Linked DNA regions of Mus musculus: regions 2, 3, 4, 5 and 6 are each linked to region 1. Evidence: chromatin loops called from intact Hi-C (ENCODE). Cell type or tissue: left cerebral cortex. All regions are shown on one strand. Region 1 overlaps Gm33036 (a long non-coding RNA gene). Region 2 holds the start of Ffar4 (free fatty acid receptor 4). Region 3 has its middle 6.7 kb from the start of Gm23300. Region 4 overlaps Myof (myoferlin). Region 5 holds the start of Fra10ac1 (FRA10AC1 homolog (human)). Region 6 has its middle 5.0 kb from the start of Gm32491.

What was found. Hi-C counts contacts between places; a loop is a spot of excess contacts. Peaks named below come from ENCODE experiments on the same cell type or tissue, not always from the same donor. Only the 100,000 strongest peaks of a DNase experiment are listed, where the experiment ranks them.
Region 2: it touches region 1 in a loop (2.3-fold over the local background); 3 of 42 quality-filtered maps call a loop at or near these places.
Region 3: a loop joins it to region 1, with 7 times the contacts of the local background. A loop is called at or near these places in 7 of 42 quality-filtered maps.
Region 4: it touches region 1 in a loop (6-fold over the local background); 20 of 42 quality-filtered maps call a loop at or near these places.
Region 5: a loop joins it to region 1, with 2.7 times the contacts of the local background. A loop is called at or near these places in 8 of 42 quality-filtered maps.
Region 6: it touches region 1 in a loop (7-fold over the local background); 26 of 42 quality-filtered maps call a loop at or near these places.

What each region holds. Positions count from the first base shown.
Region 1 is chr19:38,350,481-38,355,480 of GRCm38, reverse strand. It overlaps Gm33036 (a long non-coding RNA gene), which reads left to right. Exons shown (of 4, transcript XR_003952856.1): 3 at 685-715; 4 at 2,685-3,242. Among named protein-coding and RNA genes, the nearest start is that of Gm32960, 4.3 kb to the right of the region's middle. In left cerebral cortex, CTCF peaks have their summits at 281, 482 and 2,551 (motif pointing right); DNase peaks (open chromatin) are centred at 2,550 and 2,882; H3K27ac peaks cover 377 bases.
Region 2 is chr19:38,095,507-38,100,506 of GRCm38, reverse strand. Ffar4 (free fatty acid receptor 4) reads right to left here and starts at 3,428. Exons shown (of 3, transcript NM_181748.2): 1 at 2,814-3,428. The coding sequence starts at 3,380. In left cerebral cortex, no CTCF peak of the experiment used is centred here; a DNase peak (open chromatin) is centred at 2,966; H3K4me3 peaks cover 220 bases.
Region 3 is chr19:38,076,098-38,081,097 of GRCm38, reverse strand. No RefSeq gene overlaps it. Among named protein-coding and RNA genes, the nearest start is that of Gm23300, 6.7 kb to the right of the region's middle. In left cerebral cortex, a CTCF peak has its summit at 4,748 (motif pointing left); DNase peaks (open chromatin) are centred at 4,592 and 4,700.
Region 4 is chr19:37,953,468-37,958,467 of GRCm38, reverse strand. It overlaps Myof (myoferlin), which reads left to right. Exons shown (of 54, transcript NM_001302140.1): 22 at 1,919-2,025; 23 at 3,909-4,101. Among named protein-coding and RNA genes, the nearest start is that of Gm52397, 30 kb to the left of the region's middle. In left cerebral cortex, a CTCF peak has its summit at 2,919 (motif pointing left); DNase peaks (open chromatin) are centred at 2,904 and 3,440.
Region 5 is chr19:38,221,244-38,226,243 of GRCm38, reverse strand. Fra10ac1 (FRA10AC1 homolog (human)) reads left to right here and starts at 2,092. Exons shown (of 14, transcript NM_001081075.2): 1 at 2,092-2,282; 2 at 4,331-4,407. The coding sequence starts at 4,331. In left cerebral cortex, a CTCF peak has its summit at 2,201; DNase peaks (open chromatin) are centred at 1,347, 1,765, 2,116 and 2,702; H3K4me3 peaks cover 2,084 bases; H3K27ac peaks cover 2,216 bases.
Region 6 is chr19:38,251,265-38,256,264 of GRCm38, reverse strand. No RefSeq gene overlaps it. Among named protein-coding and RNA genes, the nearest start is that of Gm32491, 5.0 kb to the left of the region's middle. In left cerebral cortex, a CTCF peak has its summit at 2,281 (motif pointing left); a DNase peak (open chromatin) is centred at 2,271.

The DNA of each region.
Region 1 (5,000 bases):
TATATCATGCATATTTTACCATGATAAAAACAAATGGCTTTCCAAAAAAATTGTCTTCCGTCCCTGTTATTGCTATTTAGAAATCATCTGTATCTTAAAGAAAAAGCAGAATCATCTTTAAGATAAAGATCTACTTTATCTTAAGACTTGTCTTGTTTAAAAAAAAAAAAAAAAACTTGTCTTGTTAAAATGTCAACACTTGGCAAATGAAGTGTGTGTGAATCTCATGTAACCCAGGTTGATCCCAAACTAGAATAACAATGTAGCAGAAGAAGCTGGCCTTGAACTTTTGATCTCCCTGCATCTACCTTCCAAGAGTTGGATTACAGTTATGAATCATCAGACATGGTTTATGTCATGCTGGGATTGTATCCCAGGATTTTATGCCTGCTTAGGCAAAAGCTCTACCAACCGAGCTACACCCTTTCCCCCCGGCCCCGCCCCTTCTCTTACTAGCTCCACGAGCGCCACCTTTAGGCTCTTTCAGTCATCACACCGCGCTCATTCTTTTACACTTGGCGCAACATTCAAAAGCCATCTGTTTCCCATCAGGCTCCTGAGCAAGGCTAACCCCTTATTGATATGATACACGGTATCCTACGGTATACTTTATAGGTATCCATAAAGGGTTTTCCATCTATTGAAATCTCATCTTATAGTCTTGCTTCCATTGTGTCTCCGCAGGTTCTCACGATGGCATGCTCCATCAACGCAGGTATCGCCATGTCGCTTTAGAATTGGAAATGTTTGGATCCACAAGGTGTATGGATTTTGGTCGCAAGACTTTCTATTAACAGTCAGGCCCAACACAGCTTAGTTTATGAAGTCTGATTTTTCTAACCACCTGCCTTCTCCCTTTATCTGCTGTTATTTGTCCCAGCATACCTCCCCCTCATGGTTCACTTTTTAATCTATCTTGGGGAAATTTCCATGGTTTCTCTTGCCTGTGTATTTCACTTCCTCTCCTTTTCTAAGGTGTGGCACATAGCCAGATAGCTGACAATAGTTATCTTCTGCTCCCTTCTCCCCTGTTGCCTTCTATTGTGTAAACTGGGAAAGTTAAAGACTCACTTCCCATGAGCCTTTTCAGCTAGGAGTAGCCAAGTGACAGTTTCGGCCAACAGAACAGAAGCAGACTTTAGTGGAAAATGTTTTAGTTTTTCTGATGAAAGAAAGCAAAAAAGAAGCAAATGGACACACACAGCCCCAGTTTCTTCCCCTGCTCTTGGGTTTTGTTTTTGTTGTTGTTGTTGTTGTTGTTGTTGTTGAACATGATATTTGGAACTGGAACAATACCACCTTGAAGGAAAGCCCTAGAAAGTTCTGAGGCGCTGGCTCTGACATCTCTGAGCCAGGACCCAGTGCCAGCAGCCACTTACCTCGACCCCTTGCTTGCTCATTATCTGAGAGAGGAAGCAAAACCAGGAGCCACTGTTAGTCATGTTTTTCTGTTGCCCAAAGCTGAAAACGTTTCTTACTCTTGCCTAGTATAAGAGATATAATATTTACTTCAAAGTGTTGTAAAGATAAATGTAGGTAATGTCATTAGTAATTGTTTGGCATTTAGGGTACCCTAGCTACTGTTCTGAGCACTTTACATATGTGGATTATCTAAACTCTCTCAAAAATGCTTGTGAAGCCGGGCGTGGTGGCGCACGCCTTTAATCCCAGCACTCTGGAGGTAGAGGCAGGTGGATCTCTGAGTTCGAGGCCAGCCTGGTCTACAAAGTGAGTTCCAGGACAGCCAGGGCTACACAGAGAAATCCTGTCTCGAAAAACAACAACAACAAAAAAAGACATGATGGCCCTCTCCACCTTAAAGACAAAGAAATGAAGCCACTTACTCAAAATTAACAACTTATGAATGACAAGATTTTGTGTACTGTCGTCTGACTCCAGTCTGTCTACTTACTTACAAAGCACTTAGCCCAGAAGTACGAAGTTGGCACCCTGAAGCTGCTGGCAATACTAACGATGGTGATTAAGGAACATTTCCCTCTGGGGTGACTTGAAAGCCGAGCACCTGTGGTTGGGAAATGTACTGTGCACATGAAGGCAAAAACACTTGGACAACAAGATAAGCAATCCTGCGACAGGAGTCTTAAAACTAACAAGGCAGAGTTTGGGGTCAACTCCAATGGCATTCCAGGAGCCATCCATGATTCCCTTCCTTAGCTCTGTCCTCATCCGTAGGCCTCCATTCCCTGAGGACTATGTTCTTACCCGCCCCACCCCCACCCCCCGCTGTGATCCGCACCCACTCCCAGCCCTCCACCATCGGGATCACAGCTTTTCTTTATTTTGGGCTAAAACATCTTATACTTTTGTTCTTGTTGTTTTTATTTTGTTTGTTTGTTTGTTTGTTTTTTCGAGACAGGGTTTCTCTGTGTATCAATGGCTGTCCTGGAACTCACTTTGTAGACTAAGCTGGCCTCGAACTCAGAAATCCCCCTGCCTCTGCCTCCTGAGTGCTGGGATTAAAGGCGTGTGCCACCATGCCCGGCAACATATTATACTTTTAACTACCAATTGTGGCCACTAGGTGTCAGCATCTATCACAAAATGAGCCATTGCTCACACCAGCCTTCTTCAAATTTAAGCTCAAGACTGCAGTTATGTAAAAGCAAATCTGTTTTCTGGTCTATGGATGCTTAGTCTTTTTCTTGTTTTCTTGTTGTTTCCAGGCAGCAGACAGAAAAGGAAAGCAAAAGCTATTTCTTTTGATCTGCTAACCCAAGAGAGCCAGCTGCCACTACTGCGCTCTGGTGGGGACTGCAAGGAGTTATGAAAACTTTAAAGAGTGAAAAAGGGCCTGTCCCTCATGGATTCTGTTGGCATGCAGAAGCTTTAGTTGGCTACCATGAAGTAAGGCATCCTATGTGATTGGCTGGGGCACACATTTGATTTCCTCTATCAGTACAGAACTGAAAGCAGGTAGCTGAGAGGATTGGGGAGTGTCAGTCACTATCAAGGGCTGAGCAAGCCGGGCAGCAGATAGAGGAGCTCTGATAGAAGCTCACTTGTGGAATTAGTAACTAATCCATCAGGGGTTGTAGGATAGGCTGACTTCGAAAGCTATTTGCTGTAGATGGGGTTGGTTCCCTGAGCAGGGGTTAGGTTAAAGTTCTATTTTGATATATACTTTGTCGTATGTTTCCATCTCCCTGTGGTAAGCAGTAATCTTAGCTTTACATTTTTTTTATCATGTTTACAATGTATAAAGTGCATTTGTGTTTATCTCATGATTAGTGAGTGATACGAGACTTTGTCTCTTTACTGTAAAGCCAAGGAGTAGACTCAGAAATGTTCATTAATCCAAGCACCGTGGCGATGAAAGAACTTTAGGGGTGTGTGTGTGTGTGTGTGTGTAGGTGTGTGTGTGTGCCTGCTTGTGTATGGGGGTGGGGGGGAAGGTGCCTGCTTTAGGACTTCAAGTTCAGAGACACAGGTTCAAAAAGCACTAAATTGCTTTACAGAAGAAAGTAGAGGGTGTGGAAGCTAATAAAGATAAACAGTGCTAGTTTACCTTTGTAGTAAATGCCTATTGAATACCGGAGAGAGGGCGAGGCTACATGATAGGTAAGGTGAGGGACAAGAAGCCAGGTATGACTGGAAGTGGTGGTGTAAATCTTTAATCCCAGCACTTGGGAGACAGAAGCAGGCAGATCTCTGAGTCTGACACCAGCCTGGTCTACAGAGTGAGTTCCAGGACAGCTGGGGCTACACGAAGAAACCCTGTCCTGAAAAAAACAAACAGAAAGAAAGGAAGGAAGGAAGGAAAGAAGGAAGGATGGAAGAAAAAGCCAGTGTGGGACTTATGTATCCACTTCCAGCGTTGAACAGGTTGATACCAGAGGACCGTTACACTGTCCAGGCCAGCCTGAACTATATAGTAAACTCCAGGCCAGTCATAAGATTCCCATCTCAAATAAAAACAACAAAAAGAAGAGAATCCAGGCATGATGGCACATTCCTCAAATTCTGTTGCTTAGGTTGCTGAGTCACAAGAGGATCACAAGTTCAAGGCCAATCTGGGCTACATACAGCGTTCTAGATTAGCCTGGGCTGATAGTAAGACTCTGACTCACTCACTCAACCAACAGACCTATTATCAATAAACCAATAAAATAATCCAAACACATAGTAAAAATGTCATACTAGATACACAAAGGAAGGCTAGATATGTATTCACCTTAGTTTTTCTGACTGGGTCTCATTGAATCTAGAGGTTGCTCTTTTAGCTAGACTCGACTGATTGGTAGGCAAGGCCCCTCCTGGCTTTGACCTCAGCACAGGAGCTAGAGACGTGCACTGCCACACTGGCTTTAACTGGGCACTGAGCATCTAAACTTGGCTCTTTGTGTTTGTACAGAGGCATTTTACCCATCGAGCTATCTCCCCAGTCTCCAGAGACATCATAGCATCCATCTGGAGTCTCTGATGTAACATAAATACTAGTCATGCAAGATGCCTGTAGCCAAAGGCGAAGGTAACCAAGAATGCCCATTGCCAGAGAGTGACTTGAGATCTGATTCAGTCCTGTTGCCTTAATGGTATCTAGACTCTGGAAAGCTCTCTCAACACAGCTTTCATTGCAAGTTTCTTCTTTTCACAGAAGTCATTTTGAGGTAGGACAGAAAGACTGGGAGATTTGAGGGACACAAGAGGGATTAGAGTCAGTAGAGAAACAAGAATCCCAGCATAAAATTACATTCGCTGTAAAGGCTGTAGGCACATCCCTTGTGCATGCATGTATATATAATTGAATGTTCATGATCACGGGGGCGGCAGGGCTTCATTCATTTCTGTCACTCATTGCCTGAGAGTCTCAAACTGTTACGGTAAAGCAGAGGGGGTACCTTTGGCAGTTGGGGCTAAGATGTGCCACTAAGAGATCACACCGTGCAATAGATCTAATGCAAGAGGTTTAGTTGTAGAGGGGGGAAACAAAAGGCTGTCCAGATGTGAGAACATGAGAGAGAGATAGAGACAGAGAGACA
Region 2 (5,000 bases), 250 kb after region 1:
TTGAGTGCTGAGATGGCAGAGGTGAGTTGCCACACCCAGCTCTGCTGTTTTTCCACTGTGAAACTCACCACAGTCTAGACCAGTTCCTTCTCAGCCATTTTCTTTCTAAACCAGTTACACCCTATCACTCTTTCTCCTTGCCCTGTCATCTCCTGTTCTTCTAATTTATTTCTTCAACCGGTCAGCTTATAAAATGCAATGTTTCCCACAGAGTCAGTCCATAGCCTTTAAGGAACTTCGGAGTTTCTCCATGTTAAGATCCTTTGGCGTGAATACAGAAAACATGGAATACACTGGTCCTCTTATTCTTATGGGGGTAGGGAGGGAGGACATGTTCTAGAATTCCCTAGAAGAAAATGGAAACTGGAGACACACTGGCCCCCCTATATGCACTGTTCATTTCTCTATGCCTACATCCTTAGGTTAAATTTTAAATTATAAATTAGGCACAGTAAAAGACTAGCCAGAAATTAATAAGAAATTACAACCATAGACTGGAATTATAGTTATTTGAAACAGGAATCCCATCCCCCTGGAATATCCAGCTAATATTTTCTGACCTCATTTGTCCATGGGTAACTGAAGCCACTGCAGCTAAATCAGTGGAAAATAAAGCCAGAAGAAAAAGGGACTCTTGAATTCTATGAGAGAAGATAGCTCATCAGGCAAGATGCTCCATGCCTTTAATCCCAGCACTTGGGAGGCAGAGGCAGAGGCAGAGGCAGAGGCAGAGGCAGAGGCAGAGGCAGAGGCAGAGGCAGAGGCAGAGGCAGAGGCAGAGGCAGAGGCAGAGGCAGAGGCAGAGGCAGAGGCAGAGGCAGAGGCAGAGGCAGAGGCAGAGGCAGAGGCAGAGGCAGAGGCAGAGGCAGTGTTCAAGGACAGCATGCTCTACATAAAGAGTTCCAGGATAGCTAGAGCTACACAGAGAGACCCTGTCTCAAAAACAAACAAACAAAAACACACAGAGAGAGAAGAGCTTAGAAGGAGAAAAGGGGGGGGGGGAGAGGGAGAGAGAGGTTAGGAGCAGGAGAGTGATAGACAGGTAGGGGTGATGACAAGAAAGACAGGGAGACAGGGCACTGTCCTGCCCCTCACCCCCTTTCCACTACAAGTTTCCAAATCCCAACCCTACAAATCTCAATAACTAAGGCTCCTGTCACTTGGCCACTAAAGTAGTGTCAGTCCTTACTGCCCCAGTGGCTTTGCCCAAATGCCTCCCAAGACCTTGAAAACAAACGTCATGAAAACAAGAGCTCCCCAGAAGCACCTGCAGTGAAATTCTGGAAGTACTGTAGAGGGCTCCAGGTTCAGCCATTCCCTCGAGTGGGGGCGGGGATGAGCACAGAGTGCTGAGCACAGGCAAGGGCCCCCTCACTCAAGCTGCATCGGGGTACAGTCTCAGTCTGGGGGTTGGCTGGGAGGAGACAAGACCTTTTTATTTCCTTATTAGTGTTATTTACCAGCCCAATAGGATTGTACCTGAATGAATTTTAAAAGGGACAGTCCACCTGGAAATTTAAGATATACTATTTGGTCTTAATTCTTGGAATTGGAATGCTTCTGTGTTAAGAGCAAGAAATTCTCTAAGTTCTATGAAAAATACAGCAATACTGTTGTAACTCATTGGGGGGGGGGCGTGCAGCTTAAACAAACAACCGAAGGCAGAGCTGCCCCCTTATTGGGCTACCCAACATTTTGAGACTGTCACAGCATTGCCATCCATGTTGGGACATGTTCATAGCTATCCACATTAGTATCCACATGTGGCCAGCTGGACATGCATGTGACCTAGCTGGTCCCTTTGGTGAGGAGTTAGATCTGAGCTTTCTGGAAGCATCCATGTGGCCTGCCCTGATGCTCAGGTGTATCTGGACTAAGGACAAGCCTGGAGTGAAAGAGGGATCTTCCTTGGTCTCTTCTAGGCCAGCAGTACCCATCAGCTCAGTTAACCCTGCATCACCTGTACCCACCAGGTACACATGGTCACATGGTTATGTGTTCTTTAATGAAGAGTCACAGGCCTGATTGGTTTCTGCTTATTAGTCATTCAAAGTCAGTACCAAACAAACACTCCCCTCTGTGAGTTGGGGGGGTTGATTTTTTTTTTTTTAAGATACCGTTTGTCAGGGTGTAGCCTTCATCCACCCTTGCCCTCAATTAAAAAAAAAAAAAAAAGCGATTGGTCTGTGGACACTGCCAACCCTGGAAGCCCTCCTCTGTGTTCGGAGGTTTGGGGGCTGAGGAGGGGGGTGAGTGGGGTTCACATAACCAGCATTTCTGGTCAGAGTATATGCGGGAACAGGAACCTTTCCCCCAGGGGACATCCCACTACTGTAGGATTTCTCCTTGAGACTGCTCTTCTAAGCAGGAGCCCAGCAATAAGGAAGATGCTGGGTGCCCCAGCTTCTTTGTCTGTTAAATAGATGCGATAATAACAGTAGCGTGACATTTGGAGAGAAAGCAGAAACTCTGTGAGAAGCCACCTCGCACCCTGTGTCCCACCTGGCTGTAAGCTCCCATTGCTTAATTAGCCTCATAATAGTCTCTGCAGTTTGCAAAAAGTCCGGGAAGGCCCCCTTAACACTTGTGAGGATTTACTTACCCACTTGGCACTGTGGGTAAACTGACGAAATTAAACTCCAGAGTATTGGGCACTGGGTCTGCCAAAAAGGATACAATTCCACCCACGACCTATTATTGTTACTAGTCACTATCCCCCACCCCCACCCCCGGCCCACGGCTTTGGTCAGATCCTTGCCTCCCACCAGCAGCCCGCCTGGATACTTGTTGCGTTGCACGCAGCCAGCGCTCACCTGGTCCCCGCCGGGAAGGCGCTGCGGGACCACGCGGAACAAGATGCAGAGGGGCAGCGCGGCGAGCGCCGAGTAACCCCATATGAAAGCCAGCAGTGCCGCCTGAGTCCGCCGCCCCGGGCCGCTCAAGCCGCGCCGGAGGCGCACGATGCACACCATGCGCTCCAGGCTGACCGCGGCCAGTGTGAGGATCGTGACGCTGCCGCTCATTGTCATCACGTAGAAGAGCAGGTGGCAGACGACGGGCCCCAACAGCCAGGCCTCAGTCCAGCGCACGACGAGCACTAGAGGGATGGCGCTGGTGAAGAGCAAATCCGCGCAGAAGAGGTTGAGCACCAGGCTGGCTGTCGCCCCACGGCGCCGACGGCGCGCCACCAGCACTAGAGCACACACGTTGCCCAGCAGTGAGACGACAAAGATGAGCCCCAGAACGGTGGTCTCCACGACGCTCAACACCAACCGGTGGTCGCCCTTGACATCCGAGAAGAAAGGGAAGTGGGTGCGATTGACTTGGTCCAGGGTGTGCGAGGGGCCAGGGCCCGTCGTCTGTGCACACTCAGGGGACATGCCGGGCGCCCGGCCGCCCGCCGCTGTCTGAGAGAGCGCTCATCTGCGAGGTAACTGAATGCCAAGGCGGGGAAAGAGGGAGGGAGGAGGTTGCGACACCTCCCCTCTGTCACCCTCCCGCCCGAGTTGCCCAGGCTCTGGGCGTAGGAGCTGCGTCCAGGGCGCACCGGAACGAGGAAGTGCCTGGCAACACTGGCCTGAACACCGTGGGTGGGAAGGTGGCCACCAAGGCAGAGACCTCAGACCCTTGGGCAGTCTAAGTGCTCTTAAGCCAGAAAATTAAAGAATCTCCGCCTCCCTGTCCCTGCCCCGCCCCCCCCCCCCCCCCCGCCCCCGAGGCCGCCTTCTTCATCTTTCATGGACACTGATTACTGAAATCCTACTTAAGCTAACCCTGATCGAAGAGTGTCAGAGTTGAACTTGGGAAATGGTGCGGACCAGTGTAGTTCAGACTGCTCTAAAGAAATCCCATAGGTAGGAGGTTGATCCCAAAACAACTTGTAATGGGCCAGTGTTTATCTGATTTGGGGGTGAGTTAATCTCCTTATATACCAGTTTGTTTGTTTGCGTTTGCAAAATAGGAAGAATTACTTTGCCTGAGAATTTGGTTCTTTGTGTAGAGCATACACCTAGTGTGAGGGAGGCCCTGGGTTTGATACTCAGCACGGAAGTGCAGGGAGGGGTGAGAGGGAGGATGAGGGGAGGGAGAGAGGTCAGGTGCACAGTCAAGCTTTGAAAGTGCCTCAGGCTCCCAGGGTGAGAGCACTTGACCTTCTGATTCTGTTAGAGAAGAAACCTGAGCCTCTGCGAGAATGACTTTGCTAAGGTGGCCTTTGGTGACTAATAGACGTTCCTGGACCCCTAGACTTCCTTCTTGCCATTAAACCACCCACCATTGCTTCTGGTTTCCTTTTCTAGAAAATGAGATAACTAGTCAGTTAAAAGTGTGTTTGGGGACTGAGATCTAAAGACCACTTCTCTAAGTACTCCAACCACCTAAGACCTCATGCCCTCTCCCTTTGCCACACCCCCAGGCCTCTCCTCCTGCCTATTCTGCCTGGTGGTTTGTCTCCAGGTATTTATGAAGAACAGCATGTGCCCGTTGAAGTTGACGGTGGTGCCTGGAAGCGCATGCATGTGCGCCTCTGCTTATCACCCGCATGTGACTCCAAGTACATGCTGTGACTTCTAACATGATGTGCAGATCCTATGTCAGTGGGAGAGAGGCACAGCTGGAGGTTTGGGTAGCTTCAAGTTGGAAAGTGGAACCAGTGGGGGCTGGGCACTGCTGGAAAAGCCAAAAAAAGAAAAAGAAAAAAAAAAAAAAGAGTGAAACGAAGGGGCCTCAGAGATGGGACTTTGGGAACTGTCTGATTGGGGTCAAGAGATACTAGCTCTGTGTAGAGAGGTGGGAAAAGTGAGGGAGGAAAGGAGAGGAAGGGAGGGAGGGAGAGAGGGAAGGAGGGAGAGAGGGAGGGAGAGATCAGAATGGACAACTGAAAGGAACACTTACATTCTATATTATAAAATCACACTCATATTCTGTATTGTTAAAAAAAAAAAAAAGGAATCACCAGTTGCATAGTTAATGGTTTGTTTGTTCTGAGTGAACTACCTCAC
Region 3 (5,000 bases), 270 kb after region 1:
CTAGACAACAGAAGTCATTCTAGATGTCATTCTCCATCTGCAATGCACTCTCACCTGATTTCTGGCTTTGAATGCTTGGAAAGTAGCAGCCTGCTTAGGGGATGGGAGGGGTGGTGGCTCAGTCTCTAGGGGCAGATGCTCAGGTTCATATTCTAGCTGCCACCGTCTTGTCGTCTTGAATGAGTCACATTCTCCAAACAGCTTTCTCATCTGTGTGATGAGCATAGAATTTTCACACAGCATGACCATGAAAGTCAATCTATGTGGCCCCTCTGATGTGTCACTGAGACACGCGTAGGAATCTCCAATGTAAAGCAGACCTTGTTCGTACTACACTCTAGCATGCTAGCCAGGTAGGTGTCACCATTCCTACCTTGGAGCTGATGAAACTTAAATATAGGGAGAATGAAGTGGCTGGCTCAAGGTCAACCACACTAGAATTTCAACCTGGGTCAATAGTTCTCATGATAAGGTTTTCCTCAGGGTATTGAGCTTCGCTGATGCTAAGATACAAAAGAAATTTCCAGAACAGAAGTGCTTCTCTCCTTGTCTGCAATGAGCAGACTCTTTTCCATTCAGTTCATTCCTTCAAGGGAAGAAGTCATCACTGCGGCATGTATGCAACACATGGTTGATGCCTGTCATACACCTAGAACCTAATCAGCATCTCATCAACTTTACACTGATGACGAGACGCTCAGGATGGACTTGGTCTTGGTCCTGCTGCCGGGCATGCACCTCTACCTTATGAATATGAAATGAAAGGTCCATCTCCCTTGTCTATGCCTTCATGCAAGGCAGATCCAGGGATCCATCAGAAGGGGTGTGCCCCCTAGCAAACACAGAAGTGGATGCTCACAGTCAACTATTGGATGGATCACAGGGCCCCCAATGGAGGAGCTAGAGAAAGTACCCAAGGAGCTAAAGAGATCTGCAACCCTATTGGTGGAACAACATTATGAACTAACCAGTACCCCAGAGCTCTTGACTCTAGCTGCATATGTATCAAAAGATGGCCTAGTCGGCCATCACTGGAAAGAGAGGCCCATTGGTCAGGCAAACTTTATATGCCCCAGTACAGGGGAACACCAGGGCCAAAAAATGGGAATGGGTGGGTAGGGGAGTCGGGGGGGGGGGACTTTTGGGATAGCACTGGAAATGTAATTGAGGAAAATACGTAATAAAAAAAAAAAAAGAAGGGGTGTGCCCTCCTTGTCCAAGTGAAGCTGCCTGATTTTGTCACTCATGTCTGCATTATCCATGGGAGCTGGCTGACCTTCATCATCCACACAGGTTGCCTGCCTTCATCATCCACCCAGAGCGGCTCACTCTTGTCTTCCATACGAGGTGGCTCATGTCCATTTTCATAATTTGTGACCGAAACAGCCAAGAGACGTGTTATCGGTTTTTCTTTTCCCTCCATAAACCCTCCAGTTAATTTATTTCTCTATATAACAGGTCAGCATTCAAGTTTGCCTTCCGTATATGTGAGACTACGTGGCTCCCAATAGGCTATGGGAAACACCCTTTACCGGATAAGAATCTGGGTCAAAGCTATTACCCTTCCCCGAAGACCTTACTAATATAACACAGGCCATGTTTTCTTTAAGCTCTGTTTAACAATTCTCTTATAACAACATGCTTCTTACTTGAACTGTGTGTGTCCTTAACTAATAAATTGGTCATTGCCTTGTTTGGAAAGTCTATTGTCTCTCAGCCTTAGAGAGACATCAGATGGGGCCCTCTGGCTTCCTTTACAGCAGTATAGCCCCTCATCTGCTGTAGATGTTACAAATTTGCTGCTCAGGTGATAGATGAGGTCTGGGCTTGGTATTCTTGGAGAAAGGTAAGATTCTTCAGGAAATATAAGTCAACTTTTGATCAGTAGAAAAATGAGTTAGGTTCACCTTCTAAAGACAGTTTTTCTCTGAGTGTTTCAATTGTGATTGCCCAGCCCTGGTGCTTTGGGGCCTGTGGTAAGACAGAAATATCACACTTGGGAGTGAGTGGCAGAGCAAAGCCACTCTCCTCGTGGCCAAGACATAAAGAAAGGAAAATAAAATATCAAGTCCAGAGTCCCATGGTCCCCTTCATGGAGATGCCCTGTGATTTGAAGCTCTCTCGAGACTCAACCTTTTAAAGGATCCCAATAAGATGTCCCCGACGATCAAGCCATTATCTCATATGCCTATCTGGTACATTTCAGATCCAAACCATGGCAGGGAGCTTACCTGTAATGTCTTTTAAGTGGGTTTGTCTGGAAGGTGAGAGTGAAGGCTGCTGTCAGACGCCAACCTGTTCCTTCTGGCTCATGCTAGTCCATCTCTGGCTGTTGGGTTTGGATGACACTACATGCATTTAGTTCTTTGGGGTTTCCTACTTTTTCAGGACTATGATATCATCCCTGGGTTTTGTCCTCTCAGCTCACTCTTGTCCTTGTCCTTGCCCTTGCCCTTGGTCCTTGACCCCTCAACCTTGTTTGATCGTTATAGGAGAATTCAGTTGAATGCCAGCCTGGCATTGTCCACTCAACCATCCGATCACTAGAGCACAAAAGAAAAATGTGAGCAAGGCCAATACATGCTATGAGTAGACTTGACTTAGGACAAAATACTCAAGGTCCCCAAAAGAGTAACTTTACTGGAACCAACACACAAGGCTAGCCAGCAGGGCAGCTGCTACCTTGAAGAGCCTTGGTTCTTCTGTTGTCTACAAACTGGCTATGTGACCTTGTGTAAGTGACTCCATCTCTGGGATCTGCTGTGTCATTAAACTGGATTAGTTTTTAATCTTGAGTCATGCCCAGAGTGCCCCAGAAAATGCTCTCTCAAATGTTCAGATAGAGGCCTAGAAATCAGCATTTTCCAAAGGCTCTGAGCGAATTTCCTGGACCCAAAGTTGGACTTGAAGCCAGTTCCTCCCACCACTGACCTTCAGTGTGGGTCTGGGGTTATAGAAGGTAATCAGGAAATGTTGGCTGCAAGCTAGCCCTGTCTAGAAATGTAGCCATTAAAAGCTGCCAGATGGCAGGTGGCAGGGAAGAAGAGGGAGGGAGGGTTTGTGTTTGCTGTGCGGCTCAAACAGCACCTGTTGGACTGAAGTGGACACAGGGAAGGCTCTGTGCTCACACGGCAGCAGGGACCCTGGACTTTCATTGGCTTCCTTCCCATCTCAGGCCAGTTACTCTTCTTCTGTCCCATGTAGCTGTTCCACAGGAAAGTCACAAACTGCTGGTTTGTTGTGGCCCACATCCTTAATGCCTCATTAGCTTTGAACATTGGGAGGTTTCATATTTTAAATTTCAGATTCTCCCAGAAAAAAAAATCTAAAAACTAAGCTATTGTGATGGTTTAACTGAGAAATGTCCTCCCTGGGCTCCGGGATTTGCTGGTTGGGGAGACTCAACCTTGCTGAAGGAAGTGTGTCACTGGAGGCAGGCTTTGAGAGATTATGGGATTGCTACACTGCCAGTTAGCTCTGCTTTGTGCTCGTGGTAAAATGTGAACTGTCAGCTTCCGGGCTTATCTGCAGCTTGCAGCCATGCCTCCCTGCATGACAGACACTCATCCCTCTGGAACTATAAGCCAAAATAAACCCTTCCTTCTAGAAGTTGTCTTGGTCATGGTATTTTATTATACCAACAGAAAAGTTGAGAATACAACCATATTGGCTTAATTCCTCTTGGACAAACAGCTCCCCTGTGAGAACATGCAGAGTGTATACAGCACTATGTATATGGTTCTTTCTGAGGCTCCTTCATAAAGAAGTCCTTCAGTCACTGAAAAAGACTGTTGGCTAGTTGTCAGTAAAGATAACTATCACCTATAGTGACCCATTGTAAGTATTTCCCTAATGGCAATGAAAAGATAGTGCCCCTCCCCCCCCCAAATATTTGCATAAGAGGCTTGCGATGTAGCTCAGCAATAAAGCACATACATAAGGCTCTGGATTTGATTTTCACACCTCCAAAACAAACAAACAAACAAACAAACACCCCACAACACTCAGGCAAAATACAATGCAAATTCCTACCAAGAGAAGTACAGAAAACTAAATTATATTTATAAAATGGAGTATTATTCAGCTATTAAAAAGTTATATGCACATGGTAGAAGTACATGCATATGTATATGAGTGTGTAAGTGTGCATGAGAGTGAGCACGTATGTACACATGTGTAGGATGTCATGAAAGAGGAGGAAAGTATCTTAAGATGGGGAAGTAAGAATAATGTAATATATGTGTGTGCAAGCAGAGGTCAGCAGGACTATCTGGGGGAAGAAAATAAATGATAAAAAAAAGTGGCATGTATGAAGATACTATGTATGAAGCCCATTACTTGTATGCTAATGTATACTTTTTAAAAGAAATGATGAAAATTTAAAAAATAAAAACACCAACAGCACTTATGGAGTCAAAAAAGCAAGATCCAAATATGTAACTCCACATATTTGACTTTCAAGATCTGACAAAGCCAATACATGGTCACAGACATGAGACTGCCTCTTGTCAGCAAGGGATTCTGGACTGGAGCCAGAGGAACGACACTTCCAGGGATGGTGATGTCATCTGTAGCTCTACTTGCCTGATGGTTAAAAGGATGTATGTGTCAAAACTCATTAATTTTGGTTGATGGGGAAATGGCTCTGTGGTTGAGAGCACTCACTGGCTGCTCTTCCAGAAGACCCAGGTTCAATTTCCCTACCACATGGCACCTTGCATCCCCCTAAATTCCAGTTCCAGAGGATCTGATGCCCTCTTCTGGACTCTGTGAGCACTGTATATGTGTGCACAAACATCCATAGCAGCAAAGATCAACATACAAAATCTGTGTGCGCACATACATGCCATAATGGACAAAGGGAATGACACCCCCTGTGTTTGTTGGAAATAACAATATAGTGAAGAAGAGAGGGATCCTTTTATGGAGACACAACAATTTCCTATACATTAGTGATGACACTGGGTGAACCGCTTAATCTCAGTATGGTGCTGGCATCA
Region 4 (5,000 bases), 400 kb after region 1:
AAATCATTGATGACTACAGATCTGGGCAGATCGTCCTGAACCTCACAGGCAGCGAGTGATCATGAGTGTGGGGTGATCAGCCCCAGATTGAACATGCAGCTCAAACCCATCACTTGGTTTCATCGTGCTGACAGCCCCAGGGAGTGCCGCAGACCATGACGAGGCAAACATACTTACAAATAAAAGGCCTCCAGGTGTCGGGGGTGGGAGCACCAATATAGAAGGATAATTGAACTTCAGTGTAATTTCCCATTTCGTAAAGGTGAAATGGAGGGGAATAGATAGACAGTTCTGTGACTAAGAACATTTGCTTCTCTTCCAGAGGACCTGGGTTCTCTTCCTGGAACTCACATGGCAGCTCAAAATCACCTATAGCTCCCATTCCAAGGGATCTGTTGCTCTTTTTTTGGCTTCCAAAAGCACCAGGCATATGTGTGGTGCACAGACATACATGTTGGCAAAACACTCGTGCATATAGAATTAAAAAATGAAAAAAATTAAATTAAAATTTATAGGTTTTAATTTATAAAATTTAAAATTAATATTTGTAAAAATAAAGTTGAAATTGACATGAAATATTTTTTAGATTTATTTATTTTATGTTTATGAATACACTGCCACTCTCTTCAGACACACCAGAAGAGGGCATTGGATCCCATTACAGACGGTTGTGGGCCACCATGTGGTTGCTGGGAATTGATGGACTCAGGACCTCTGGAAGAGTAGTCAGTGCTCTTAACTATCGAGGCATCTCTCCAGCCCAAAATACTATATTTTTTTTATTAGTTTTCATTTTCCTTCCTCAAGGGAGTTGGTGGAGAACTGGCCAAACTTCTAATTATGTTGGGGCCATTCCTCGGGGGGGTTTCTTGCCCTGATTCTCCTTATCATCTCCCTCCACTGACCAAATTGTCTGAGTTCAGGCCTAGTCGTGACAAAGAGAGTGGCTTTCCATGACCAGGACTTTGGCTAGGCCTAGCGGGCACTCCCTTCCCCTCTCTGTTGGCAGATGCTCAACTCGAGCACATCAGCATGTTCTGGGCTTAGCTTGTACTTTCTCAACTCCAGCCCTGAAATAACCGTTTCTCTAAGATGCTGTGGTCCCTTTAATAGGAAGTGACATTTGAAAAACAAGATCTAGAGTGCTCACGCTGCTGCTATATTGTTGCTTATAGGCCTTGCCAACCAAGAAGTTCACGGTCACACTCATTTGCATGTGCATATACATACATACATATATGCATATATTTATTTCTATATCTGTTAAAATGTTGAAGGCCAGAACAGTGCCTCCAATTTTAATCTACCACCAAGGACTTACCTTGGTAGTAAGATTAAAACTCTTGCCTACAGTGAGATTCCAGCTTCTGCCATCCTAACTGTAATGGTTGATTTGTTCAAACTTAAACTCCCTACGTCCACCACTGTGAACAAGTTCACAATGATTCATGTTTGATGCAGTTGGGTTGCCTTTGCCTTGAAACTAAGGACAGATAGTTAAAATGCTGTTTCCAAAGGTTACGTGTGGGTTAGTTCAACTGTCCATCTGAAATATAACTGAGTCCATACTATTTACATATATATCCTTTTGAGGGTTCCCTCACCTATTCCTGATGGTTTCTTCCTGTTTATTTTTGGAGTACATAAAATATTTACATAGTTCCAAAGGTCAAAATACAAGACAAGGCTTTCTCTATTGCTTAAACTTATCAGTGTTGATTGCATTTTGAATAAAAGTAAATAGCACGAGGCTATGGTAAGTATCAGTGAGTGAGAACAAAGCCCTCTGGCTTTCTGTAACGAAATCTTTTTATGTCCCTACCCCTCTACTCACCCTCTACCCTGCCTTGGAAATAACACTTTCTTGGACATAATGGCAGAATTACACAATTATCTCTCCTCTTTCTTGATTCTTCAGCAATCAAACATAGAGGCTGTAAAATCAGGGATCCAGGGTAAAATTCCTGCAAACCAGTTGGCGGAGGTGTGGCTGAAGCTGATAGATGAAGTTATAGAAGACACGAGGTACAGTAATCCTCTTCCTATCTGCACGTCCCCAGCATGCCCTGAATTCTAAGACTGTAGGTGCTTTTCCAATCTTGTCAAGTATTTCTCTGGAAAAAAAAATGCGTTTGAGCATTGTTTTGGGCTCCTTGAAAGTCCCACCCCAGCCCAGGAGAAGTTTCTGAATCACCCGGAAAACCTCCATTCTCTGGTTTGGTGCCAAGTCTAAAGTAGCCCAAGTAGGCCCAGGCTGGACTACCGGAAGCTGGCCCAGCAGCCTGAGGCAAAGGGTGGGAGTGGAAGAGAGGGAAGAGAAATAGCCTGAGCTAACCTTTCTGCAGAAGGACTCCTGACTTCCACAGGGATATAGGAACATGGCTTCCACCACTCAGAACAATGTTCCTAACTCATGTCTTTAGAAATAGCTTGCTGCTGCTGCTGTTGTTGTTGTTAAGTGTTTCAAGCACTCTGCCATCCTTCAGAAACAGTTAACACTAAAAACAGGAGTAACAGATAGTTAGAATGGGCCCTAAGCAAGGATGACGCGCAAATTCATTATACACTAAGAAATAAACAAGAAACAGCAACAATAACAACAACAACAGCAACAACAACAACAACAACACACACACACACACACACACACACACACACACCACGTTAGACAAATCCAGGACACAGACTTAGCCAGAGGACATTTCATAGCTGTGACTTAAGAAGTAACTTTTGGCATTTAGAAATCAAAAGGGAAAGTGACTCATTCCAACCTCATTTTAAATGTTGGCTAATAAAGCCACGAACAGGGAAGGTCGAAAAGAAAAGAGCATGGACTACACCTCTCAAGCTCTGGAAGCAGACATTTCCCCTTCTGGGGTAAGGCCCTTAGTCATCCCGTCCTCTTGCGCCCCCTAGTGGTTTATTCAGGTCATTGACAAACAGCTAAAATCAAGCCCCACTGGCTTTGTGACCACTCAAAGCTGAGAGACTTAGGGATTCCCTAAGGAGTGACCTCTAAATTACAGATAAGAAAGAAGGGAGACCGCAGTGACACTGGGAATTATTTACCCACTTAATGGCCAGCATCTCACTTTCAAAGGGCTCAAGTGTGACTTCGGAGCTCAACAGCACTCCCGTGAATTTTTGCCTTATGTGGCCACCGCAGGATCTTAAACCTTTATACACACGGTGCCACAGAAGTTAATGAAATCAAACAAAAACATACAGCGACAGCTTTCACATGGAAAATGCCTGTGATTTGCCAAAGAAAGCCCAGGCATGAGAACACATGCTGGCTTCAAAGAAGCAAGCTGGCATCTTTCTAAATGTTCTGTCGCAGGAAATTCCATGTTTGAGGAAAACCATGCTAGGATATCCTTCATATAAGGAGCTGGGTGGCATGCAAATAATGTAAATTCTAAGTGGGGACAATGAGTCGAATTTCCTGGTACTGGTGACAGTCTTGCCCTGTGGTTTCACCTACTTCCACAGTGAGAGAGAGAGAGGCACAGCTGACATGTGGCTAATCTGAGTCACTCACTCAGCTGTCCCTGTTTTTCTTGTGGACTCTTAACTTGGCTGAAAATTGTCCTATACAAGTGGTCCTTCTTATCTTCTGGAGCTCTCTGAGAACCGTCTGAGAGGATGACGGTGATGAAGATGACGGTACTGGGGATATTTAAACTTTGGTGCTTTAAAATTTGTGTCTTCTCCGATGCCAACAGAGACATCCTCAACTACAGTTTAAAGCAAGCAGCCCCTGTAGACTCAGGAGATTGCTGTCATTTCAATCTACGTGAAATGGCGTGCAGACATACATTAAACATGTGGGCAAACACAAGTGGACTTAGTTTTGAGACCTAGAATGTCATTCTTAGGTTTGTTTCTCTTCTCTCCTCTTCTTATAGATACACCTTGCCTGTCACAGAAGGAAAAGCCAACGTCACGGTTCTGGATACTCAGATCCGAAAGTTGCGGTCCAGGTTTCTCTCCCAGATACACGAGGCAGCTCTGAGGATGAGATCTGAAGCCACGGATGTGAAATCCACCTTGTTGGAAATCGAGGAGTGGCTTGATAAACTGATGCAGCTTACTGAAGAGGTAGACCATTAAAATACACTGTCATCTGTTTCCAGAAGGATTCTGCAGATGACAAGAAGGGTGGGGCAGGTGGTGGGTGGGTCATCTGGTATATCTGCGACTGGGATTGGATCTGATCAATGATAAAAACCAAGGACTTACTAGGATGAGGAGGCTACTGGAGAGGGTGAAAGTCACCCAAATTTTGAGTTGCGTTCCTGAGGAACCTGCAGGAAAAGCATCATGCTCGCACTGCGGTTGTAGAGCATTTTGTATGATGGAATAGTAGAACACAACACAGAGAATTAAAATGTCACTGTAGTGTGGATTGGGAAAAGCCTGGATTTAAATATTAAACCATGTGTGACCTTGGGCAAGCTCTTCAACTCACGTCAGCCCATTTTCCCTACCAGGAAAATGGAGAAAAACACAGTACTTAGGTCATAGAACTGTTGTGGGAATTTAAAGATGATGTCATAAGGAAGGACAGAAGAGTGTGGGGTATACAGTCGGTGCTGGATAAGTGTAGATGGGATGCCCCACACCTCCATGGCTGAAAGAACAAGAGTAAATGGATGCCTCCTGTCCTTGAGTGTCTAGGGTAGTGTCTTAGCTCCTTCTGTGCTGCTGTAACAGAATGGCACAGGCTGGGGAAGCTATAAAGAACAGAGGTTTCTTTCTAATGGTTCTAGAGGCAGGGAGAGTCGAGATTGAGAGACCTAAATTTGACAAGGACTTGTGTGTGTGTGTGTGTGTGTGTGTGTGTGTGTGTGTGTGTGTGTGTGTGTGTGTGTGTGTGATATCACTGGAGAGGAGTAGAGGATGGGGGGGCCTATTCTCACACAATATGGTAACTAACCCACTCCTGCAATTATGGGGCACAAATCAAGCTTCAGACATCTAACCTTGAGGAGCACACT
Region 5 (5,000 bases), 130 kb after region 1:
GCAGCTACTCCCCGTAGAATCATGAACTGAGAGGTAGGAGCTGAATTGTATAAAAGGAAAGTGCTGCCGAGCTCCAAACCCTCATGGACCTGTGGGGTCAAGGTCTGTGCATATCTCTCTTATGCGTAAAGCAAAGCATGTGTTGAAGAGATGGTGTGTTACGATTCTATTGCTGTGAGGAGACACCACGAGCAAAGCAACTTATAAAAGACAACATTTAATTGGAGGCCTGCTTACAGTTTTGGAGGGTGAGTTCATGGCCATCATGGTTAGCAAGCTTGGTAGCAGGCAGGCATGATGCTGGACCAGTAGCTGGGAGCACACATCCTGATCCACAAGTTATAGGATAGGGGTACGGATACATATATATAACTGGATACACACACACACACACACACACACACACACACACACACGTCATATCTATCTGTCTGTCTGTCTGTCTATCCATCCATCCATTCACTGGGCCTCTGGGCTTTGAGTTTCAATAAATGAGGAGCAAGCAGTCAAGCATCTGAATCTATGGGGCCCATTCTCCTTCAAACCCCCATAGCTGGCAAAGCTGTGGAGAGGCTTGCTGCTCTTTCCCAGGGCCAGGGTTCGGCTCCCAGTACCCACACCACTCTGTCACGCTTGTTCCAGGGCTTACCACACCGTCTTCTGTCCTCCATGTGTAATGTGACATGGAGAAGCAGGCACACACATATGACACAGAAGCAACATCTTTAAAAAATTTAAATGCAGGGCCTACAACAGCAGCACAGGGTTGTTGGAAAACTAAAAAGAAGTTAATAGATAAAAGATGTTTTTTAAAAAGGAACAAAAATGCTAATGCATGTCAAATATTGGTATACAAGAGTTTCATTTAGGCTACAGGAGTTCTTATTAGTGATAAAAGGACAAAGTATTTGGTTTTTAGATATCTATAAAAATTGACTGCTTGACAAATTAACTCAATACTTTAATAATATTAAATTATGAGGTTTCCTATTTACATTTTTAAAGGAAACATTTTTATTGTAGTATAATTCAAATGCACCTTGAAATGCATAAATTTATAATTTTGTAATTAACAAGATTGCAATCGCTGCTCTATGTAAATCAGGGTGTATCTATGATTTGCTGCCAGGAATAAAAAAAGTCTTGAACTGATTGACAGGGATATTGTTATCTACTGGTTAGGATAAAAGATTTAAAATGAACGTGTATTAAGATTCAGAGTTCTTCCTTAACATGGACCCGCTGTAAAAGTGAGAAGCATGCCAGTTCTGTTCAGCAAATGTTTTAGTAGCTCCTGTGATTTCAAAGGCACAGTGTTGGCTGCGGAGTGCGAGATGAATAACTGCTGGTATTGAAGAGAAGCAAGATCTGTACCCAGTGGAAAGAGGAATGGGACGTCACGGTGTAGGGCAAACACAATGCAGGAACAACCCAGTGGAGCTTAAAATAATTTAATTCTGGCTGCCTGAGGTGTTTTTTTTTTTTTTTTTTTTCCTTAAATTTTATATTGGATGCCCTTTCTGCGTGTGCTAGGTTGCTTATTGGCGTAGAATCTGCGACCCTGTGAAATCTTTTTCATTCCCCATTTCTTCTTTTCCTTGCCAACTCGATCTCTTCAGCCGCCAGCACTGCCTTTGGAACAGTATCTATTGTGTGGGTGGCGGAACGCGGGGAAGCTATTTCTGTTCTAATTATGAGCACTGTTTTCGTAGGGGAAAAAGAGGGGGTGATAAGGCAGATCTGAGGCTGAGCTGCTGGCTGGGCGAGGATGCTCGGTGGAGGCGTTACTAAGGTTACTAGAGAGAGGACCGCAGGTGACAGGCGGGGTTTTTCTCTATAGCAATATACATTTTCCAATGAAGGACGTGGGCTGGGCAGTGCCACATTGTACTACATATTGGATTCCCTAGAGGAAAAAGGAGATGGCCCAAAGGAAAAATGAGGGACCAAAGCAGGGAGCCTCTGCTTCCTCTTCCGGGCCTTTTCTTCCGCCGTCTTTGTTTACCCCCGAGCCATTCTGGCTGCAGCACAGAGTCGGCGCGCCGGAGAACGGTGTCTTATCGATGTGACACGCCTCTGAGCCGGGCCGGAAGCGGTTCCCAGCCGGTACCCGTAGGGCCAGGCGTGCAGCGTGCGGTGACAGTGGCGCGGGCGGCGGCGCTGCGTGGCTCTGGAGGACCGGCGCGGACCTGCAGCGGCTCGCTGAGGCCGTGGCTCGTCGCTGCAGCTGTCAGGACTCTTGGGGGCGAACTTGCCAGACAGAGAAGAGCGGAAGGGAAGGGGTGTGTAAGGAGGGCCGTGGGCGTGTTTGATCTCAGAGAGGACTTTGAAACTGGTTCTTAGTAGTTGAGTCTCATTTTTATTTTGACAGATTCGGGAGGCAGCAGATGCCCTATTCTCGAGATTTTCTTAATTCCAGTCAGTTGATAGCATGATTTGAGTGAGAGCTTTTTAGTGAAGCTACTGGGTTAAGATAGCTCAAGGGATGGATGAAGCTGCCCGAGATAAAAAGAAATGTGGCGTCGGAGCAGAGAAGAGGTGTCTGGAATGAGGGGTCAAGATGATCTACTAGTTCCAGGTTCTACTAGTTTCAGGTCTTCCTGTACTAGGTACCGTCCCCAAACTATGTAAGCTTGAGGTTTGGGCTTCTTTACATAACCTCTATGTTAACCTTTACATAAGTGGGGAAGTAGGAGACGCGTCTGTGCCAGCCAGACCTTAGATTCTGCAACTGCTCCAGGCTCCACACTGCGGTTTTCCACCATCAATATATGAAGCACGTGAGGATGGATTAGAGGGTAGTAGAATTTGAACAGCCTTGATGAGATCTGCTAAAAGGTGTGACGTCTAGGTGTATAAGGCAATGATAGCTGTCGGTCAGGAAGAACTGTGGCTTGCAAACCTATGTCTCCAAAGCTTGGCTGTTGCCTTCTCTTTAGCATTTGGTGGGATAAGGAAGAGAGGTATATACTCACACGCCCAAGTTTGAAAATGGAGTTGCAGAGACTCACAGAATTTAATGATTTGACATAGCTACCTTATTTAACAGAATGACAAACAGAAGGTAGTCAAGAACGCAGACACTGGCTATCCTAGCTGTACTTGCCAACACAGATGCTAAAGTTAATGTCTCTTTACCTGGACTGGGTCCTTTCAGCAATAAAGATTGCAACCCACCTTTACCCCTATTAATGTGTGTTACGAATTCTGTACACTTACTGACACAAATACCAAAGCTGAAAAATATTATCACTTGACCTGGACTGGCTCCTTTCAGCTGCAGGAGTTGACTATTGATGATATACAGTAGTAAAATCATCTGTACCCTTGCTCATGTGTGTTCCAAACTCTGTGTAATGCTGGAGTCAGATGCCTTTTCAGGCACAACTGACAGCTGAAGCTTTTCAGCAATTCCAAGACTATCCATCGGAAAATAATAAGACTGACTAAGCCTAGGGGTAAGGAAACTTAGCTTAAGGAGACCTCAGCTAAAACTCATGCTTAAAAATTAAGGAAAAAAAATTTAATCAGTTGATAATGTACTGTTTACAAACACTAATTCTGGCAAGTTGTGCCTAATATTCCCAAGAGATTGTTGAAACTGGGGCCTTAAGAATCAAGTAGATTAGTTTAACTACATTTTCATTCCTAAAATGCAAGTACTTATTTTTAACTTGAAAAATCATAAGCTTTATAAAAGTGCTTATCACTGTGTCTATGACAAAGTAATAATATAGTCACCCAGTGCTTAATAAGAGAGACACTTAAATACATTTCTGCAGCTCCTTCATTGTTCAAACAGCAGAGAGTATGCTTCTACAATGGTACAGCCATCAAACACCTCTACTACAGACAGCCCCCAAACTAGTATCTTTCTAGACTATGAACGTATATAGCATGTTGTTGCAATTATTACTGTAGATAAGTGTAATGGTATTTGCACAGTTAGGCATAGCTACAATGTAGAAGGTATAGTTGAAGTACTAAGCAATAATTTGTATTTTCCTCCAGTGGTCTGTCTGTGGCTGAAACATCTCTAGGGGGTGTGGGGTGTGTGGCACAAATAAAAGTGATGCACTGTTGTCCCTTGCATGGAGTCGCTTTGCAATATCCAGGCTTAGGTTTCACTGGAAGGCCAGTGACTAATGTCCTTATTCTTCTTATTTCAAAGGGATTAAAGTGTTAGGTGGCTGCGTAGACCAGAGACCATGATCTGCCCAGCATGACTTGTAAAGCTTGTGGCTGTTTAAGATCACTTAACTCTCAGTCTTGTGTTTCCTGAGTATTTGGCAGCTCGGGTCCGCACGGCTGACCTCGCACTCCTTTGCAGATGCATGGGCATGGAGGCTATGACTCTGATTTTAGTGACGATGAGCAAGGCGGAGGCTCCAGCAAAAAGAGGAAGAAGTAAGTCTGTTGATCCATAGTTCACACTGTTTCTAGACGGACATGAAGTATAACTAAATCCTGGAAAGGGTTTGGATTGACTTTGCATATGGAAACAACTGCTGTAGCAAGTGAGGGTTTATTCATTGCACTGTAATAAATGGATTTCAGTTTGGAGGTAGTTGTGGGGAAAATGAAGTTTTGTTGTGAAGGAGTTTATTGAAAGGGATAGAGGGAAAAGGAAAGATTTCTCTATTGCATGTTTTTTTTTTTTGTTTTGTTTTGTTTTTTGTTGTTTGCTTTTTCATTTGTTAAGACTGTGTGTCTGCAAATGTCACAGCTTAAAGGAGGCTTGGTTGCTGTTTGTCTTCCCAGTGAGGTGCTCGTGGAGGATGAATTGTAATTCAGAACAGTTGTAATGTTGACTTGAATGAGCAGGTCAGAGTTGGCAAGACCAAGATCCTCTAGCATACAAAGCCTGGGCTTCACAAAGAGGACACATTTTTGTTGTTGTTGTCATTTTTGTTTCCTGAGACAGTTTTATTATTTAGTTCAGGCTATCCTGGAATTCCCTATATAGCCCAGGCTGTCCTAAGACACAGTCTTCTTGGTTT
Region 6 (5,000 bases), 99 kb after region 1:
AGGTTTTTGTACATTGAAAAATAATGAGCAGAGAGTTGCTTAAGTGTTCTAGAGATCTGAAAACATTAGCTCTAGTTACCTTTTTTTTTCCCTTCAGTGTTTTGTTTTGTTTTGCTTGGTGCTGTGGACCTGAAGCTAGTGAATAGATGAACATTATTTATGGATATTCCTGGATGCTCAAGGAACACTCAGGACAGAATGAGTCATTATTTAGCAATGGGAGTGTTACAGAAGGCCGTGGAAGCAGAGGATATGGAGACACATAAGGACATTCTCCTTGTTTTGGCTCTAGGATTCCCACCCTGTGTGTGAATATTAATTCAGAATACTCATGCCTTTCTAGGAAGTCCTTGGAAATGTGTGTGGGGAGTTCTGTCATCAACCTAACTAGAAAATTTCCTTTGAATGTGCTGGATGGAGAACGCTAAGGGTACAAATCTTGGGTCCTTCATACACAATAAAGAATTATCCCATCCCAAATGTGCTTAGATCTCTGGCCAAGAAGGAACCGAAGAGGGTTGCATGGTTGAAAACATAGCAAACCTTTTGGTACAGTTTTCTGAACGTTGATCAATAATGTATCCATTAACTTGGGGAACCTGCACACTGCCCATACATTATCCAAATCAAATGGACAGTTCTGATAAGAGTGGAGGAATGGCCCTGTGCCCTTAGCCAACACATCCTTTTCTTAGGCTTCACTGTCCCCATCTTTACAGAGCTAATATCCTTGGACTCCCTAAGTTCTCTCTCTAGAAAAAAACAAAACAAAACAAACAAACAAACAAAAAAACTGTGTTAAAAAAAACCAAGGTCTAGAAATGTTTTCACTTTGTGAATGGTCAACACGTGTACTTCCTTTAACAAAAATGTATAAGTTTAAATCAAAACTTAACAGAAGAGACCCTATGCATGTATGGAAATGCCACAGTGAAACCCTTAACATATACAAGTTGTATGCATCAATAATTATAATAACCTATACAAGGTGATCCACACCTGTAATCTGGCCGGGAGGAATTAGGAGGATTATAGGTGTATAGCTAGCATGAGCTACGCAGCCATTCCTAGTTAGTCCAGCTTAGGCTACATGAAAAGTCTGTCCAAAACAACAATGACAACAATTAACAGCAGCAGGAAATAAACAGGACTAAGTGATCTCAGATAACAAAGTAGGATCTTAAGTTAATGTATGAATATTTGAATTTTATCAAATCCACACACTCTGTCCATGAACTACCTACCCCGAGACAGAAGTCGATCCTACAAAGCAAGGTTGCTTATGAATAAAGTCAGGATAATTCTAAACCATGGGCAGAGTAAAAATAATTTAGGTAAACTATATTTTGGGGTGGTGCTATGGAATAGCTGTGGCTCTCAGAGCTGGTGCCACAGAACGAGGCTGGGTCACTGAACTGTGAGACAGAAAGCACATGGACTCTTCTTCCTTCTGTTTGTTGCCCACCCGAGTCAGTCCGCAGACAGTTCCCAGCGGTCAAGAGAGAGCGTTAACTGTTCTTTTAAATGTCCCTTTTATTAAAATGTCATGTTTGTGCTTTGGTTTAAGACGGTGGAGTTAAGTGGAAAACCACACAGCTGAACTGTGAAAACTTCAGAAACTTGGCCTGTGTGTTGCTGGGTTTCAGGCTTTTGTCTTTTGTCTTCCCCTTTGGAAGGCTTCTGTTTCCCTTTGTTTCACTTTATGCTTTCATTCTGGAAGAACTCAGTGTGTTCTATTGCTTCTGTGACTCGAGGCCTCTATCACAACCCCCTAGTTTCGGTAGGAATGGTGACCCAAGAAGCAAAGAATTTGACCCCAGAAAATAGCAAGGGGATGAGAGAACCAGCTATGACCATAGGATTAATGCCCTGTGGGTCTAGGGCAAAAGGGTGGGCTTTAACAGTTTCTGAACCACACTTTCACTGGTCCTCCAAGGGTCCCACTGCTCTGAGCAATGGAGACAGGAAAATGGAGAAAGTCAGATTTCTGGGTCTCCTGCAGGCCTAGTGCTTCTCTTGTGTTATCTTGATTGCTATTTCACCAGCCTTGGACACTAGGCACTAATTAATGTCACTAATTAATGTCATAGTACAGATGAGGAACTAGAACCTTGGGGAACCGCAGTGATAATCCGAAGAACAGATATTTTGTATTCTGCCTTCTGTCTCTTTCCAAATTGTTCGTTGTGTGACTCCTACTTTCTGGGACCCATGAACTAAATCTTGGACAGTTCTTATCTATGTGAGCTCCTCCTGGCTCTGGAGGCTCTTGGGTGACACCTACTGGCTCTCAAGGCTCTGGGGACACCTGAGAGACTTCTTAGGTCTTAAGTCAATGTGAGCTAGTGTGAGGGTTATGACTCGGGTCTCGGCTTTTCCATTTAACAGTTGGGCACTCAGTCAAGTTTTTATGATTTTTGCACCCTCAGTTTCTTCACTGATGGCATGGATATAATACGTGCTTTCTCAGGATTGCTGCGATAAAGAAATGATCTATACCAGACACTCATGGTGAGCAGTGACTCTTCTAGCCTGCCTCCTGTTATCCAGTGTCTCCTCACCCAATATAATAGCCTCCTCCCAAATCTGTCAGAAGGACCTTGGAAGGAGAGGGTAAGAGAAAAAAAATAGGTCTTGGGATCTGGAGAACAAATGTGAATGTCTATAACCCAGATCAAGATCAGCTCCCCCATTGATTCTCAGCTTTTTGGGTAAGATCAAGCGAAGACAGTACCCACTGATCCTCAGGCCTGTGTTCCAGGGACTATTTTTGCAGTACAGGGGTAAGTCTCAGAACAATTGAGAGGTATAGCTCAGGCCTCTTTCCTGAAGTTGAGTCAGATATAAGGATTATCTTAATGAAAGAGCCAAAACTCTTAAGTCCTTTTAAATATCACAAAGAAAGTAGCTCTTTTGTTACTCTTCTTAGTTAACATTAGTGATAGCACAGGCCTTGAGTGAGTGGTTGGCTTGTACATTATCTAAGGTTCACTGATATATCACATTATCTAATTTATACCTACACAACACTGAATCTGTTTAATTTTTTTTAAAACTGTGAACACATTATTCCTCCATCACTTCTTTCAACAACTATACGCCCTCCATATGAAACATAGCATGTCACTAAACATTCATATATAAAGAGACCTGCAGAGTTCCTGCAGAGGCCTTTCAGCCTCACAGGATCCTGATGTAGAGACAAGCAACTAAGTAAGAGGACGCAAAGTACAGGGAAGGGCCAGGCCAGTCTGGGGAGGGGAGGGCAGCATGGCCCCACAAATGTCTGACTAACTTGTTGGACAAGTTTATACTTAAGTCTCTGTGACTGTCTTAGTGTGTCCCAGGGGCCATCCTAGGGGCTGTCCCGTCTCAGGGATATGGAGAGCCGTGCCGTGAGCAATCGCCATTATAAGATGGCGCTGGCTTCCACTGCGCCTAACTAGTAAAGAAACCTTATGCGCAAGTGCAAGAGTGAACTCACGCCTAGTCACTGCCCATCTCGGGGCGTAATGGGGTGATGGGCAAGCAACGAATCAGGAGCTGTCACGCCACATCAGGTGCTGAAACATCATGCTGCGGGCTATATAAGCAGCACCATTTTCTGGGTTTGGGGTCTTCCTCCTGAGAAGTAAGCAATAAAGCCTTTTGCCGCAGAAGATTCCGGTTGTCCTGAGTGTGTTCTTGCTGGCGGGGACAAAAGCTCGGGCAATACAGGGGCTGTAGCTTTCCTGGGCCTATTCGCTGCAGCATCCATCAGCTGATGTAGCAGTGGGCAGCTCCCCTCTTGGACAGTTTGCTTCAGAAAGAGCAGGAACACTCCTCCTCACTTCACAAAGAAGTTGTGAAGGGTTTCAGGACACAAGAGAAGAAGGGGAAGATTGACCAATAAGGACAGCAGACAAGAAAAAGGCACCCTGCTCACTGCCTTTCCCGCTGAGCACTGTGCTGAGAGTCATAGAATGCACCACACCCCATCACTCACGTCTCACACCAGCTCTCCGAGGTCTGCACTGAGCATGTGCACATCTTCTCAGTAAAGGAAGGCCCGGAATCAACCACCCACGAATCTAGCAATGGCAGAAATAAGATTTGAACCCAGGAGATATAATTGGTCATTTCTTTTCTTTTTAATAGCATATATCCATTCACTTGTCTGTGGACGTGTGCACACGTGTCACAGTGTGTGTGAGAGGAGTCAGTTCTTTCTTTCTACCTCCTGGGTCCCAGGAATTGAACTAAGGTCACCAGGTTTGGTGGTGAGAAGTGTTATCAGCTAAGCAATCTTGCCAGGCCTGGTCATTTCTCATTAAGGCAATCCCTCCCCCTCCCTTTTGTTTAAATCTCCCTAAGGAAGAGAGTGACACTATTCCTAGCAAGGGTCTTTGGGTAGAATAAAGACAGATATCCTTTGCAGGGGTTATCAATGGCAAGAAGCACATGAGAAAACAAGCGGAGTGTTTTCTTTCAACTTGCCAGACCCTGCCCTGGCCTTTGTCAAGTCACAAGCCAGTGCCCACACCCCTATGTCTTCCAGGCTGCAGCTCCAGCCTGCTCAGTGGCTCATTTTTGTCCCCTCTCTGCTTCTTGCAATCAATATTCTTAGTTCTCCAGAAAGCCACAATGGACACAAGCATACATATGCTCGCATATGAAATTTTAAATATGTATATATATTTTTATATATGTGGAAAGAAAGAACAAAAGAAGGAAGGAAGAGGAGGGAAGGAAGGAAGGAAGGCCTTCTCTTTTGTCCCTTCCGATTGCTCTTTTTCCTTCAGTGAAGCTGTGAATCAGCCCCATGGTCCTGCTCTGTCCATGCTGTTCAGAGTGAACACTGCCTTCCCACAGGCCCAGACTTGACACAACCAGACGCTATGGACTGAGAACTCTGAAACCAGGAACCAAAGTAAATCTCTCCTCCTTTACGTTGTTTACATCAAGTAATCAAAGGCTCAGGACTAGAGGCCATACCTCAGCGTACAGCCCTGAGGTCAGCA